Regions from separate parts of the Mus musculus genome. Here region 1 is linked to region 2. A link is a loop called in an ENCODE intact Hi-C map of the cell type or tissue named here. Cell type or tissue: gastrocnemius. All regions are shown on one strand. Each heading gives the region's core, and the rest is flanking DNA. Links, peaks and the distances in the headings are about the cores only. Region 1 overlaps Tet2 (tet methylcytosine dioxygenase 2). Region 2 has its middle 51 kb from the start of Tet2.

What was found. A loop is a pair of places that touch in the nucleus more often than their neighbours do. Peaks named below come from ENCODE experiments on the same cell type or tissue, not always from the same donor. Only the 100,000 strongest peaks of a DNase experiment are listed, where the experiment ranks them.
Region 1: a loop joins it to region 2, with 2.2 times the contacts of the local background. A loop is called at or near these places in 2 of 42 quality-filtered maps.

Annotation. Positions count from the first base shown.
Region 1 is chr3:133,511,855-133,520,191 of GRCm38, forward strand. It overlaps Tet2 (tet methylcytosine dioxygenase 2), which reads right to left. Exons shown (of 11, transcript NM_001040400.2): 2 at 2,175-2,319. Among named protein-coding and RNA genes, the nearest start is that of Tet2, 28 kb to the right of the region's middle. In gastrocnemius, for the core only: a CTCF peak has its summit at 4,409; DNase peaks (open chromatin) are centred at 4,485 and 5,668; H3K27ac peaks cover 2,743 bases.
Region 2 is chr3:133,591,096-133,599,432 of GRCm38, forward strand. No RefSeq gene overlaps it. Among named protein-coding and RNA genes, the nearest start is that of Tet2, 51 kb to the left of the region's middle. In gastrocnemius, for the core only: no CTCF peak of the experiment used is centred there; no DNase peak of the experiment used is centred there.

The DNA of each region.
Region 1 (8,337 bases), core at 198-8,197, 79 kb before region 2:
CCAAGAATGAGGGCAGAGGTTCTAGCTAGCAGCATAAAGATACACTGCAGCTGAACTACCTGCTCAGAGTTATAGATGGAATACTGTCAAAAATCTTCCTTTGCTCTCTCTGACCACCAGCGCTCTCCCACATGACCCACCCCTGCCACTTCACCTGGCTTCTAGCACAGGAAAGGGTAGATATAGAATGCATTTCATTTTCCAATGAGGGGGGGCATCCGTTTGTTCTTTACTTTTTTATGCATATAAATACATGAAAATGGTTTTATAAGGAGTCCTTACTTTGTGGCTCAGTAGGTAAAGGTTTCTCCTGACAACCTGCGTTTGATCCCCATGACCTACGTGGTAGAAGGAGAGAACAGACTCCCGAGGGTTGTCACTTTACCTTCACAAAGTACAAGTACACATATAGGCACACATGTGCATGTGCACATACAAAGACATGGCAGGGGAGAGTGAGAGCGAGAGGAAGAGGGAGAAACCCTAAACTTCGTCTACAGATGACAAGATGGGCAAGGGTGCTTGCTGCCAAGGGTGAAAACCTAAGTTCTATCTACAGAACTCACATGGTAAAAGGACAGAACCATTTCTACAAGTTGTTCTGTGACCTACAAGTACACTCTCACACACACATAATACACACACAGACCACACACACACACACACACATCACACACATCATACATACTGTCTTAGTTAGGGTTTTACTGCTGTGAACAGACACCTTGACCAAGGCAAGTCTTATAAAAAACAACATTTAATTGGGGCTGGCTTACAGGTTCAGAGGTTTAGTTCATTATCATCAAGGTGAAAGCATGGCAGCATCCAGGCTATCATGGCGCAGGCAGAGCTGAGAGTTCTAAGTCTTCATCCAAAGGCTGCTAGTGGAAGACTGACTTCCAGGCAACTAGGGTGAGGATCTTATACCCATACCCACAGTGACACACCTATTCCAACCAGGCCACACCTCCAGATGGTGCCCCTCCCTGATCTGAGAATATACAAACCATCACACATACATACAAACACACACACACAAACACACACATACACCACACACATACACCACACACATACACATCACACATACAATACATACCACACACCACCACACACCATACACACAAACTCACACACAAACACACACATACACCACACACACACACACACATACACCACACACACAAACTCGCACACAAACTCACACACATCACACACATACACCACACACACATATACAACACATCACAGACATCATACACACACACAAAGACACACATACACCACTACACATACACCACATACATACACATCACACACAATACACACCACAATCACACACACAAACTCACAAACACACACATACACCACACACACATCACACACAAACTCACACACACATCAGACACATCATACACACAAACACACACATATACACATCACACACACACACACACACACACACACATACACACACGCAAGTGATGTAGAATGTCGAATGTCTTCTCCCCCCTCCCGCAAGTAAATAAATAAATGTAATATATTTTTTTTTAATTTTAAGAACCCTGCTTTAGGAAACTTACTAGTAGTTCAGAGCTTTGAAAGCAAACAGGTCTTTATTAAGATCAACTTTAAAGGCACAAGGGGTTCTTCGGATTTTCTTGCACCCACTGCCTGTGTTGTCCTCTCAGGAGCTGGTATGAATGCCTGTCACCTCTACAGCACACGTCACACCTTAGTTCTCTGCTAGTACCCTGCTGCCTACTACCACAGCAGCTTCCACTCCGAGTACTCAGTGCAGACCTAGCAACAAATGCAAATGCTCGCTCAGGAAGTGGCTGTCCTTGAGTCAGAAAGGGAGGGAGAGACGCGGTGGCAATAACATTCCTCTTCTCCATGCTGGCTAGTACGCCAAGAAGACTTTTACTTCTTTTCCAGAAAGATTCAGACATTGAGAATCTGATAAGAACCCTCTATAAAAATAACAATCCAGAAAAATAGAGATATGTATAAAATCATGCAAATTAGAGATTTATCTTAAAAATCTAACCCTTGTTACTGTTGTAATTCCCAGTGTGACCTGTAATTGAAGACAGAGACGATAGTATGTATGTAACTGCAGACAACTTTGAACATGCAAGCCAAGCACCCATCATGAGCCCTGCCTCACTTACCAGCAGCACCGTCCCTCACTGCTCCTCCTGGATCATGTCCTGTTGACCGTGAGGGAGCCCATCTCCTGCTTCCAAGCACCGTAGCGGAACAGGAACAAGGAACATGAAGAGTCTTGGGAGGGCAAGCTGCTGAATGTATACCAGCCTAGAGAAGACAGAGTTTGCAAATAAGATCAGGGCATCTATACTTATTCCTAAAGGTACACTCTGCTGTTCTAATTACATGGCTGAGTGTTTAAAAAAAAATTAAGGTTAAAACATTTTTGTCAAAGCAGTAACACCTTCAAATGTCCCAATAAAAATCCCGTCTGTGTGGAGCACTTTGCGACACGCAAGAACCAACAAGTCAATCCTGGCGATGGTCAAGTAGGTTCCATACAGTTCCACTGGCGTCCTTATTTTATCTGTTGGGCTCAGTGCCCGAAGACTGGGCTGTCAGAGCAGCATCTCGGTGCTAGGATGAGCCCTTCACCCGGACTCTGATCTGAAGTCTCTGGTAGGACTTTGTCCCCAATGATTCTATGGAAGGCAGAGTTGAAGACCAGTCATTTAAGCCTTAGTAATTACTGAATGGAGCGCGAGGTTAACTCTGTATACACCATGAGACGGCAGTGTGCGGCTGCTAAGGAAAGAAGGCCTGGTGGTCCCTCTGCTCTGAAGCGTTCATTTTCTCTAATACTCATTTTCAAATAAAGATTTGGATTTATTTATCTTATGTATATAAGTACACTGCAGCTGTACAGATGGTTCTGAGCCACCATGTGATTGCTGGGAATTGAACTCGGGACCTCTGCTTGCTCCGGCCCTGTGATTTATTGATTATTATATATCTAAGTACACTGTAGCTGTCTTCTGACACACCAGAAGAGGGCGTCAGACCTCATTATGGATGGTTGTGAGCCACCATGTGGTTGCTGGGATTTGAACTCAGGACCTTCGGAAGAGCAGTCAGTGCTCTTAACTGCTGAGCCATCTCTCCAGCCCATCTAATATGCATTCTTAAAAGATTACCTGAAAAGAAAAATACACTGAAAACAACAGAACCTACTCCACCAAAGACACAGTGAAAGTCTTGAGTGTTAGAAAATTTAGAGTTCTACGGTAGGGTGGAGTTACTTGAGAGAGAAATGGGGCTCCCAGTCTTCTACAACCTTTCCAACACGTGTTGTGGTACATTCTTTTAATTATATTCACCCTCATGAGTGGTGAATGGTGAAAAGTGCTCTGAATAATGAAGGGTAAGACATTCAGTACTATATAGCTATGCATGGGGTGATTGAGTGTGAAAACAAGTAGTCTGAAATTGAGTCTGAATCGAAAGGAAATGACTAGCTGGGGAACTTCTAATAATACATAAACACCAAGTTCAGTGACATCCTAGGTGTGTAGAGAAAAAAGAATGACTCAGTGACAGTAACAAAGCTTTGGGTTTGAGTGACAGGATCGGTGGTGACATCACCAAATAAATGCATCATGGTTCCGGAAAGGAGAGCTGAGAGAAGACACAGACTTCATCTTAACACACTTGGGGATATCTAGGAATTTCCAATAAATAAAGATGGAATTTAGGATCTTTCTCTCTTCTCTTTCCCTCGCTACCTTAACCCCATTCTCCACCCCCCACCCCCTATTTTCAAAGAAATTTGGGTAGGATCATGTGATGGTTTGTATATGCTCAGCACAGGGAGTGGCACTATTAGAAGGTAAGGCCCTATTGGAGTAGGTGCGGCCTTGTTAGAATAGGCGTGTCGCTGTGGGTGAGGACTTTAAGACCCGAATCCTAGTTTCCTGGAAGTGATTATTCTGCTAGCAGCCTTCAGATAAAAATGTAGAACTCTCAGCTCTTCCTGCACCATGCTTGCCTGGATCCTGCCATGCTCCCACCTTGGTGATAATGGGTTGAACCCTGAACCTGTAAGCAGTCCCAATTAAATGTTGTCCTTATAAGAGTTGCCATGGTCATGGTGTCTGTTCACAGCAGTAAAACCCTAACTAAGACAGATTAAAAGAGGGTCATTGTCATTTCCTGACACACTTACTTGAGATCTCTCCAGCTGAGTTCAGCCACTTACAGACAGAACACGAAAGAAGGCAAGGGGGATTCTGCCTTCTTGTTTTTTTGTTTAAAATTTAAAATAGTAAAACTATACTAAATATTACCAGGCCTCCAATTGTAAACTTCTTGAGGTGGAATACTTCTTTGTACACCATGGGGCTCTGGTGCCCTCTACTCTCAGATGGACGGAAGAGCGTGTTCAAAGAGTCTTCCCTCTAAGGCCTGGCACAGGTTCAGGAGTCCTAGAGGGCCGAGTGTTGCTACAGCTTGTTATCTGGTTGGCTGGGATTCCAGCTGGCAAACTGTCAAAGAGAGCTATGAGGTTCCAGTTTTCCATGCCCCAAACAATGTCTCAGCACACAACTTACACGGCTAACAACGGAACTACTAGCAACTGTATTCTATAACGTGCAATTGTTCTGAAACTAATGTAGTTCCTAGACAGATTTTTCTCCTTGAATTGAAATCTACTCTAATTTTATTCTTATTAGTTATTCGCTGTTTTAAAAACAGATTTTCTAGGAGATAAAATTTTAAATAAGTTAAAAAGCTATGATCAAACCAGCGTTTTAAAACAGATTTTCTGCTATATTTTCTAAAAGGTAAAATTAAAATAGTAAATTAAAAAGCTATGATCTACTGAAGGCCTTTGGACTCATTTAGGTTCAACACAGTGTCTCCTGTAGGTAGGTGGCAGAGTCCCAGAGCCTCTACTAGGATCAACCATGTTATTGTGTCAGAGCCTATTTCAAACCTTACAAGTGCATTTTCTTTCCTTTCTTCCTTTTTCTTATGTATGGGAGGTGTGTGTGCACGTGCGTGTGTGTGTGTGTGTGTGTGTGTGTGTGTGTATGTGTGTGTGTGTGTATATACACATCAACCTTCATTGCTCTCCATGCAGTGAAGCAGGATCTCCCACTGAACCAGCAGCTCTGCAAATCTAGCTAGCCAGCTTGCCCTGAGGATCCCTGCGTCTCCGGTGCTGGAATTCCAGGAAGCTTCTAGCTTTTATATGGATTTGGGGAGTCCTCCCACTTGTGCAGTAAGCATTTCATCCACCAAGCCATGTCTCCAGCCAAAGCAGGCCTTTAACAAAGAAAAAGAAATCTCTAAAAGCCAGTCACTCAAACTATACATACATACAAGTAATGTACACTGTGAATAACATCTTTCTATTGAAATTCTTTATTATTTTATTTTAAGGCACTGCCTCATTCTATATCCCAGGCTGGCCTGGAACTTACTATGCGGGTCAGGCTTGCCTTGATCGCCCTTCTTCAGCCTCCTGAGTACTGGGATTCCCAACATAAGCCACCATGTCCAGGGACAAAGTCATCCTTGGCCAGTACTTGGATCCATGGCTAGCCAAAGTCATGAAGGCTCCACATTCCGCCCGTTGGGTCTGGCCCTTCTGAGCGGCCCAGCATGGCCTGTTTCCTTCCTCTGCAGATGCTGTCTCTGCCTGCTGGGATCCTCCAGGTCTAAATAGGGTCAGAGTAGAGTACACTGCCCAGCAGGTTACTGACCTCAGCAGGGTGTGTCCACAAAATGGCTCTCCCCTTCCACACACACCCAGAGCTAGCAAATGACCTCAGCTGCCCAGTTCTCAGAAGAAAACGCTATTTCAGAATCGCAGCAACTTGGCAGCAATGGCTCTTTCCTTATTAATGCTTTGAAAATGATTACACCGAGAACAACTGCTTTAAAGCAAAGCCATGAGAAGAAAACTGAGGAAGATCTCGTATTATTTCTGCTCTCATTCCTCCTAACTTATACAAAGTGTGCCTCTGAAGGAAGAATTCAGCAGGAATTTGCATAACAAATTTCAGCAAAATAAAAACAAGTGTGCCCCACCTACATCCTTTCTTGTCAAGTCTTTGAAGACCTGAAATCCCAAACAAATCTGAAATATTAGCCAGCATTGAAGATAGTGTGACCATCACTGCACTGCACTGAGAGATAAACAGGAGCCAGGCAGAATGTCAGAAAGACCTATAGCATCTTCTCTATGAAAAGAGGAGACATAAGTCAATTTACATACTTGCCAGAAACAAACAAAAACAGGTTGTGAAGAAAAAGTTATAGTGGGTATGTTTAAAAATAAAGATAGCATACCCGAATCCCATGCACCCACCGGAAGAAGATGAAGAAAAATGCAGCCGAAGGCCAGGTGCAGTTCCTCGAGCTTCTGTTATCTCAGCAGGCAGGAAGCTGAAGCAGGAAGGTCGCCTGCCCAGTTCCAAAACTCATCAACCATACAAAAGGAAAGCATGCGGAAGTTTCTGAGTCTGACCTAAAAGCATTTGACACTCTGACACTGGCCAGCAACTGACCTCCTTGGTCAAAATCTGGGCCAATGGCAGGTGTGTCTAAACATTGAAAGCCAGCAAAAGATATGGTGTACTTTACATCCACAAAATAAAAAAGAAAACTTTGTACAATGGAGGTGCCATTGTGATATCCAGACATCTTGAGGATTCTCTCTGACAATCCCATATAAAGACAAAGGGAAGAAGCTAGGAATGAAGGACACCTTTAACCCAGCACTAAGGAGAAAATGGCAGGCGGATCTCTATGAATTCAAGGCCAGCCTGGTCTACAGAACAAGTTCCAGAACAGCCAGGGCTACACAGAGAAACCCTGTCTTGAAAAACAGAAGGGGGCTGTGGAGGTACCGGAAAGGGCAGAGAGGAGAAAGAAGAGGATAGAGCTTTGCACTGGTTTTAAAGGTTCATCTGACATTTCCTTTTTCTTCAGACAAAGAACTCTAGGCATGGTGATTGTGGTTGTTTAAATGAAAATCCCCCTTTAGGCTTACGCTTTGAATCTTCAGATTGTGGCACTATTTGGGGGAACATTTAGAAGGTGTGGCCTTGCTAGAGGAAGTGTGGCCCTGTGGGTGGGCTTTGAGAACTGAAAGCCAACTGCCAGATCACTCTGCACTTTCTTCTGCAGTTAAGGATGTGAGCTATCAGTTTTCTGTTCCTGCCCCTAGGCCTGCTGCATGCAGCCTTCCCTCCCAGCACGAAGGTCTCTTAGCCTAAGTTGCTTTTGGTCACTGCATCTTACCATGGCAACAGAAACCAACTAATGCAGAGGATTTATCGATATAGTTACATACAGGACAATAATTCTCCTGGAGGGCTGGAGAGATGGCTCAGCAGTTAAGAGCACTGACTGCTCTTCTGAAGGTCCTGCTTTCAAATCCCAGCAACCATATGGTGACTCACAACCATCTCTAATGAGATCTGATGCCCTCTTCTGGAGTGTCTGAAGACAGCTACAGTGTACTTACATATAATAAATAATAAATAAATCTTAAAAAAAAAAGTTTCAAGCCACCCTGTGCCTTGGCACACAGTCCCCAGTCCCTCAGAGAGACTGCCATCTTCACTGTTAAAAATGATGATGATGATGGCCGGGCAGTGGTGGCGCACGCCTGTAATCCCAGCACTTGGGAGGTAGAGGCAGGCGGATTTCTGAGTTCGAGGCCAGTCTGGTCTACAGAGTGAGTTCCAGGACAGCCAGGGCTATACAGAGAAACCCTGTCTTGAAAAACCAAAAAAAAAAAAAAAAAAAAAAAGATGATGATGATGATAATTCTACTGGAAAGCAATTGTGTAGCCCTGGCTAGTCTTTAACTCACACTGTAGACCAGGCTGGCCTTGAACCTTGCCGCAGCAGCTCTGAGGTTCTCAACCCTTTAATACTACACTTCAGGTGTGGCAACCCCCAACATTCTTTGCTACTTCATAACTAATTTTGCTACTGTTATGAAGCATAATGTAAATGTCTGTATTTTCTGATGGTCTTAGGTAACACCTGTGAAAGAGCCCTTTGGCACCCAAAGGGCCTGTGACCCTCAGTGCTTGCAACCCACTGGCTTAGACGCTGGCTTTGATTCTGGTGGGACAAATGCATGTCATATAAATAGCCAGGTGTGGCGATATACACCTGAAACCCCAGCACTCTAAGAGAGAGAGGCAGGAGGATAACCACAAGTTCAAATCTAGGCTGAGTTACTTGGCAAGTTACAGGCTATAGGCAGTGTTACATATAATGATGAAAATGAAGTTGAAGCAGGAGCAGACAATATGTAGAAATACA
Region 2 (8,337 bases), core at 209-8,208:
TACATGGATATACACTGTTTTACATCACTAATTGGTAGGCATCAGACTTGTTTCCACTCCAGTAAAAATGAAGCTACTGTGAACACAGGTGTGCACATTTTTGTCTGTGCACATCTCAGTTGTTATAAATATATAGGAGTTGCTCAGTCGTAGACTTAATTCCACATTTGCACTGAACAATGAACTAATTACCTTATGGTTTTCAAAAGCAAGGGAGGTCATGAAAGTTGTCTGCCTGGTTGTTACACATTTGTTCATGGTAGCCCCTTCAACTGCTTTTTTATTTCTCAGACGTTTGTAGTTGTGATTTCTCTTCCACTCCCTAACCTAGTAATTCCTTGTTCTTTAAAGTAAAAGTTTTTCTGGTCTTACTGATAATTTCTAAATACTGTTTTCCTAGTCTAAGTTATATTTGTTCCTATTTGGTTTGGGATCTAGTTCGCTGTTTTGTTTTCCAGGTTCCTCTTCCTGTTTCCTCCTCTTGACCATCTTTGTCTTTTAGATCTCTTGTAGCCCAGGGAGGCCTCAAACTCAGTATGGGGATGCCTGATTCTCCTATCTCCACCCGTCAAGTGGTGGGATTACAGCTGTATACTACCATACTCACCATGGTTGTTATTATTATTATTATTATTATTATTATTATTATTACTAGCTTCTTTCATAAAAAAGGCTTAAGGAATATGTGGGAAGAGAGGGCAAAAAGGTAATAAGAGCCTGAGGAACAGGAAGACTGCTGCTGGGAAATCAAGTCTCCTGGAGATGACAGTGAAGCTGCACCCGCTGCATCTCAGCACGACGGCTGTGTAAACAGGACCTGAACACTAACAATACCAATGAATGAGGCATCGTGAAACGGGGACAATTCCATGTGTTCCCACTCTAGACAAAGACTACAGGCGACCTAAAACTGCTGGGGGTGGGGGACTTTGCCATCCTAATGGATGAGTCCCTAATTTGTTAGCCAATTCTAAGTGGTCACCCCCAAATCATTCATAAATGTAAAAGGCACACCAAATGGATTCCCAAGGTTGTATTTATACATCTATGCATTTATACATCTATAATAATAACAACAAGAAAGAAGCCATGAATTTGAGAGGGAGCAAAGAGGGGGTTGATGAAAAGAGTACAAAGAAGAAAGTGAAGGGGAGATAATGTAATGATATTCTAATTAAAAAAATAAAAAAACATTAAAATGTTTACTTTATAATTTTCTTGAGATGCAGTGCCTTTGTTAGCTAGCCTAGAACTAGCAATGCAGACCTGGCTGGCCTCAAACTCACAGAGATCCACATGCCTCTGTTTCCCAAACACATGTGACATTATACTGGGTTTGATTTTATAATTTAAAAAAAAAGTGTGTATGTGTGTCTCTTTCTGTATATGGGTGTACTGGCTGGTTTTGTGTCAACTTGACACAGGCTGGAGTTATCACAGAGAAAGGAGCTTCATTTGGGGAAATGCCTCCATGAGATCCAGCTGTAAGGCATTTTCTCAACTAGTGATCAAGTGGGGAGGTCCCCTTGTAGGTGGGACCATCCCTGGGCTGGTAGTCTTGGTTCTATAAGAGAGCAGGCTGAGCAAGCCAGGGGAAGCAAGCCAGTAAAGAACATCCCTCCATGGCTTCTGCATCAGCTCCTGCTTCCTGACCTGCTTGAGTTCCAGTCCTGACTTCCTTGGTGATGAACAGCAGTATGGAAGTGTAAGATGAATAAACCCTTTCCTCCCCAACTGCTTCTTGGTCATGATGTGTGTGCAGGAATAGAAACCCTGACTAAGACAATGGGTTTCTGAATGTGATTTTATTGTCTAATGAGGCTGACAAGGGCATCGTATGCCCTGGAGTTGGAGTTAAAGCAATTGGCAGCCACCTGATGTTGGTGCTGACACCAAACTCAGGTCCTGTTGGTGCTCTTTTTTTTTTTTTTTAAAAGATTTATTTATTATTTATGTGAGTACACTGTAGCTGACCTCAGACACACCAGAAGAGGGCATCAGATCTCATTATGGGTAGTTGTGAGCCACCATGTGGTTGCTGGGATTTGAACTCAGGATCTTCAGAAGAGCAGTCAGTGCTCTTATCCACTGAGCCATCTCGCCAGCCCCCTGTTGGTGCTCTTAACCACGAAGCATTTCTCTGGTCCCCTTTGCTAATGTCAGACAGAAGTTTAGTTCATTGAATTGATCTTTGAGATTTTATTTTATTTTATTTTATTTTACCTCTTCAAACACAGATGTTCACACATGTGCATTTCTGAGAACTCTGAGCTGTGTGTCATAAAGGTAATACTGTGAAGCAAATAATCAGGGCAGGTAACTAAAGCACATTTCCATTGGAGAAGTCTGATGACGTTTGTGAATCTTAGAATTTACCCGAGTGTAGGGTTGAGGGACTGTTAACAATTGTTTTTTGCTACTAGTTCGAAGATAAGTCTTGGGAGGTGTTACCTACCTGGTAATTTTGGCTTTCTCTGTATTCCAGGGGCCAGAAAGAATAGAATTCAGGACTCTAGGACCTGAAGAATTGGTTTCGGGGTTAAGATTAGTGGCTGCTCAATTGGGTTCCAGTCCAAGCACCCACATGGTGGCTTATAATGGTCTGAAACTCAAGTTCCAGGGCACCCAATGCCCTCTTTTTACCTCGGTGGGCACCATGCATGCACGTGCTACATATTCACACAGGCTTCCAAAACACCCATATGCATAGAGTAAAAATAAATACAATCTTAAGAAAACAAAAACAGGAATTCAGGGCTCTCCCCGCAGAAATGGAAAGGGTCAGGGTGTGTCGAGCCTGGACTGAGAGCATCTTAATCTGCTGGAGCGACCAAGTGTCATGCTCTCTCAGTGGCAAGTGAACCAGTCTCGGTGGTTTATTCCCCGTTATGCAATGCACGAGAGTGTGTCACAGCATGTCAGATCATTGCTTCTTTAATCATCCCTAAAAGAGTAGCTGGGGAGCTGGCTCAGTGAGTGAAGTGACTGTAATGTAAGTGCGAGGACCAGGATTTGGGTTCCCTAACAGACTCATAGAAACCCGTCTACCCCGCCTCTTGAGTGCTGAGATTTAAGGCTCGTGCCACTATGCCCAACATTTGAATGCCGTTATTGAAGGGAATTCTAGAGGGCAGTTGTCAGCATATTTACAGCTATAATATGTGCCACTTTATCAAGGGGTGTGATCGGTTCTGTAAACATATATACCTGATGCAGACGTACAGTTAAGTCTCACACTTGGCAACTTTATGGCAACCGAGCATTATGTAACTTTAGGTATATGATGAGGCCCACAGGGCCTGCCTCTTCTGAGAGAGAGAGAGAGAGAGAGAGAGAGAGAGAGAGAGAGAGAGAGAGAGTTTGTGTGTGTGATATTGCTTCAGATTAACTGCTTGTCTTAGTTCAAATACCTTTTGTTTTAAAAATGAAATCTATAACATGAAAACCAATATGGGACAGTGGTGTCCACTTTCTCCACTCTTACTCAATATGATGCTAGAAGTCTCAACTAGTACAACACGGTTATAAAAGCAAATATAAGGAATATAACTAGAAAAGGAAGACACCAGAGTATTCTTATTTGTGATGATAAGCTTCTATATAAGAGCCCCTAAAGATTCCATTGGAAAACTCCAAGAACTGTTAAACCGGAATTCTCAACCTGTAGGTCTCGATCCCTTTGGGGGATCCCACAATTCTTCCACAGGGGTGATCTAAAACCATTGGAAGCATAGATATTTAACTTAGCAAAATTCAACTTGGCAAAATTATAGTTATGAAACAGCAACTTCATAAAGAAAAAGATGATTTTATGGTTGGGAGGGTCACCACACATGAGGAACTGTATTAAAGGGTTGCAGTGTTATGGAGGTTGAGAACAACTGGGTTAAATACATTCAGTAAAGTGGCAGGTTACAGAATCAACATACAAAATCAGTAGCCTTCATATACGCCAAGGGCCAACATACCGAGAAAGAAACCAAGGAAGCAATCCTGTTCACAAGAGCTTAAAACAAATATCTTGGCATAAACCTCACCAAGGAAGTGAAAAGCCTGTTTTACATAATAAAGAAAGATTCTTTTCAGGTTTGACAGGAGAACACTGAGTTATATTTCAGGTGAAATATCCTTTAGTTACGCTGGCCATCCACAGCTGGGATAGGAGATCCAACGACCCAGAAGAACAAAAGACATCTCTTACTTTTATATACTTGTAAAGGGAAGAGGGTCTTTGACTAGAGCCAAGGCCTTATTACCGGGTGAATAACGTGTCTGAAAGCTGCTATGTTCTGGTAGCTTAGAAAAAGTACTAGACAGGATAGAAGATGAAAGAGGCGGCTTGGGGTTGGGTCAGTGAGAAGCTAGAGCTAGGGCTGCACTTTTCCTGTGTTTTAACTTTTCTGGTAGCAATGGCTGGGAGCCTGCCTGCTGTCCCTGGGATGGGAGAGAAGCTGCACACTAGATGGGTAGTTAATTCCCTCTACAGAAGCAGTATCTGTGATCTGATATTGCAGCCCTTTTTTGCTTACACGAAAAGAAACAGCTTTATGGAACAGGGGTTAGTGTAAGGTAAGGCCCAAGGGATTTATGACACTGACCTCAGTTCTGGCTGCTTCCTGTTGAATCAGGGTGTAGTGGGGGAACTAAGGGCAATATTGTCATGTCCCCTTTGATCCTATAGTTGGCTAGTTGGTGATCCTTGAGTGGGGGGGGGGCTGGTATTTGTATTTGTATGTTAAGAAACTGTGGGCTGGAGAGATGGCTCAGCAGTTAAGAGCACTGACTGCTCTTCTAGAGATCCTGAGTTCAATTCCCAGAAACCACATGGTGGCTCACAACCACCTGTAATGGGATCTGATGCCCTCTTCTGATGTGTCTGAAGACTGCTACAGTGTACTCACATATATAAAAGAAATACATCTTAAAAAAAAGAAAGAAATTGTTATTTTTGTGAGTCTGTGTGACATGCTGGATGGACTAGAAGCACTCTAGAAAGGGGCCTATGAATATGTGAACCAAAATGGGCATTAAAGGAGAGACAACCAGTATGAGCTGAAGTAAACTGCAAGCATTGAGCAGAACAAAGGACATAGACAGGAGTGGGGTTAGAAAAGTCAGAGTATGGGGGAACTCTGTACGGGGGAGATATGCTTAATATATAATAATATTTACCTGTTGCAGGATATTGGATTACACTGTGAACCCTGAGATTGAAAACACATTGCTAGTTGTGGTGTGGCTCAACTCTTAGCACACACCTTTAATCCCTCTGGTTTGAATACAGACACACCCTTAGCACACATCTTTAATCGCAAACAATGAAGGTAAAAGTAGTTTGTAGAAGGAAGCATCCATGTTGGAAAGTGATATCTAATTGAGTGGTAGACAAAGTGATGAGTCAGAGAAAGACTTGACAGAATAGGATACGCCCAACTCTCACCAGAAGAGAGAAGGAAGGGAAGTTACTTAAGAGAACAAGAGAACAGTTGAGAGAGAGAGAGAGAGAGAGAGAGAGAGAGAGAGAGAGAGAGAGAGGAGGAGGAAACAGTTTTACTGGGACAGTTTTACAGAGATAGGTTGATGAGTTAAGAAGTTAGACACAGGTGGCGATAGAAAGAGCCAGAGAGTTAGAAGGATCCAGAAGACTAGAAGATATTGCCAAAGTTAGTATGAGGTTAAATAGAGCAAATCAGGCAAGGCTGAGAGAAAGAAGCAAGATCGAATCAGTCATCTCGGAGAGGAGTTTGAGCCAGAACAGCTTGGTTGAACCAGTCAGCCAGAGCTCAGAAAGAGCTCATAAGGGTGAGCTTATTCAGCAATAAGTCTCAGAGGCTGAAAACATTCTAGGCCTAGATTAGCTTGTACAGAGGCTAGATGATTCTAGGACAAGGCCTAGGTTAGCAGACAGAGGCAATAAGCCTTTGCGATGAGAATTACATCAGGAGAGTAAAAGATGCTTTTAAAAATACATATATGAAAATTAAAGGAAGCTGGAGCTCAGCTGACTGCTCTTCCGAAGGTCCTAAGTTCAAATCCCAGCAACCGCATGGTGGCTTACAACCATCTATAATGAGATCAGATGGCCTCTTCTGGTGTATCTGAAAACAGCTACAGTGTACTTACATATAATAAATAAATAATTCTTAAAAAAAAAAAGAAAAAAAGAAAATAAAAGAAAATTAAAACTAGAACCTAATTTCCAATAGTATTTATTTATGTAGTTTATTATTAAGAGAAGTTTTTGCTTTGTAGTCCAGGCTGTCCTCCATCTGTCATGTTACAATTCTCCTGCCTTAGCCCCCGAGTGCTGAGATTACAGGTGTGTGCCACCACGCCTTGCTTATTTTTGTGCTTTTGAGAAAGGCTCTTAATAAGGCAGGCTGGCCTAGAAGTAGCAACAATCCTCCTGCCTGAGTCTGCCAAGCACTGGCATTATAGGTGTGTGCTCTCCACCTGGGTTCAAAGCCTCACCTTGATCTTCCATGTAATAAGGCCTTCCTTACAACTGAAGACCCTGGGAATGTCTGCTAGCTGTAAAGTATGGCTGTCCCAGTAATACTCACAAGGACAGAGAAAGTGCCGGATTTAGTCTATGGGTTCATTGCGAGGCAGTCTATGGGTTCATTGCGAGGCAGTCTTTGGCCAGGATTCAAGCAGTCTTTAATAGCTGCACTGAAGCAGCAGGGCCTGAGGGGAGTTCCTGTGTCATGTCTTTGCTACATCTGTCGTTTTAGCCTTGGTTGTGACTTTGCAGAGAGAGAAACACACCAAAGAACTTCTCATTGACCTTGACAATGAAGGTAAAGGTAGTTTACTTGACATTCCTGTGGCTTCTTGTCACTTCCACAGACTCGGGCCGATGGGCAGAGCCTGGCCGGTTCTTCTGGATTGAACTGGCTTTACTGATTCGTGAATAGTATTTGTGATTTATGTGAAGTGAACTGCTGATATTTTGACAATGAAGATTGGAATAACTCAAAAGAACTATATCTAAACAGGTTCTCATCCCCCTTTGCCCTATTAAACTTTCCCTTCCACTAACTCTGGTGGGTGATGGGCTAGAAGGGTTAAAGCATTTAAGAACCCTTATTGAAGTAGGTTTTGAAAAATCAAAGCCTACATTTTTCCGTAATGAATCTGAGGAAATGTTACTGCATGTATTTATTGCAGTAGCGTGCATAGAATGTGTTCCTTTGGAAGGGAGTACTCTCCTCTTCAGTTGTTGACAGTCTCAGGTCTTATGACTCGTGGAAGATTGTGGGTTTTAACTGTGGAGGCTGCTGTCTGCCTTCTGTTCTCTAGTCCTTGACTTTGGCTGTCGTCAGTGGCTGTGTTTCCTCTACGAATTCTGTAGTAAGATGTCCTGATGGCTCTTCAGGATTTGAAGTCTCCGTAGTAAGCCACTTCCACATTGCTTTGACTAGAAACTATTGTAACCTGATTTCTACCTTTGTGGAGTTTATCCTAACCACTAACATAGTGGAGGTGAGGATCATTGGAATATCAGTTCTTTCTATCTAGCCTGGCCTTTGGAGAAATAGCTCGTCTGAAATTCTCAAGGAAACAATGGCTACTCTCTCATCAAACATTTCTTTTTGAGGCAGGATCTGAGGTAGCCTAGCCTGACCTTGAACTCAAGCTACAGATCTGCTCAACTTTTGGGACCTCCTGCTTTAGCCTCTTTAGTGATGATAAAAACAGAGACTAAGCCATCTGCCTGTAGCACTGAACACACTTTTACCTGGTGCTGGCTCGTGAACCAAGAGCTTTGTGAGTGCTAGGCGCGTATCCCAGGAGAGCTTTTAGAGACAGGGTTTCTCTTGTAGCCTTAGGTGTTCTGAAAATCACTTTGCAGACCAGGCTTATTCTTTTGTTTGTTTATTTATTTCCTTAGAGACAGAGTTTCTTTGTGTAGCCTTGGCTGTCCTGAAACTCGATTTGCAGACCAGGTTGGCTTCATACTCATAGAGATCTGTCTGCTTCTCCCCCACTGAGTGCTGGGATTAAAGGTGTGAGCCACTGACCAGCACAACATTTATTTTTACTTACTTACTTATTTTTAGAGGGCTACATATTGACTCCAGAGCCTTTTATACTCTAGGCAAGTGCTCTATCACTATATATCAATAGAATAGTCTTTTCTTTTCTTTTCTTTCTTTTCTTTTTTTTTTTTTTTGTGGGTTTTGTTTTAAGACAGTCTCATGTAGCCTGGGCTGGCCTTGAACTTGTGATATATCTGAGAATCACTTTAAACTCCCTGTCCTCATGACTCTATTGTATGTGTATCATTATGTCAAATTTCTTTATTTGTTTACTTATTTATTTATTTTCCTTTTT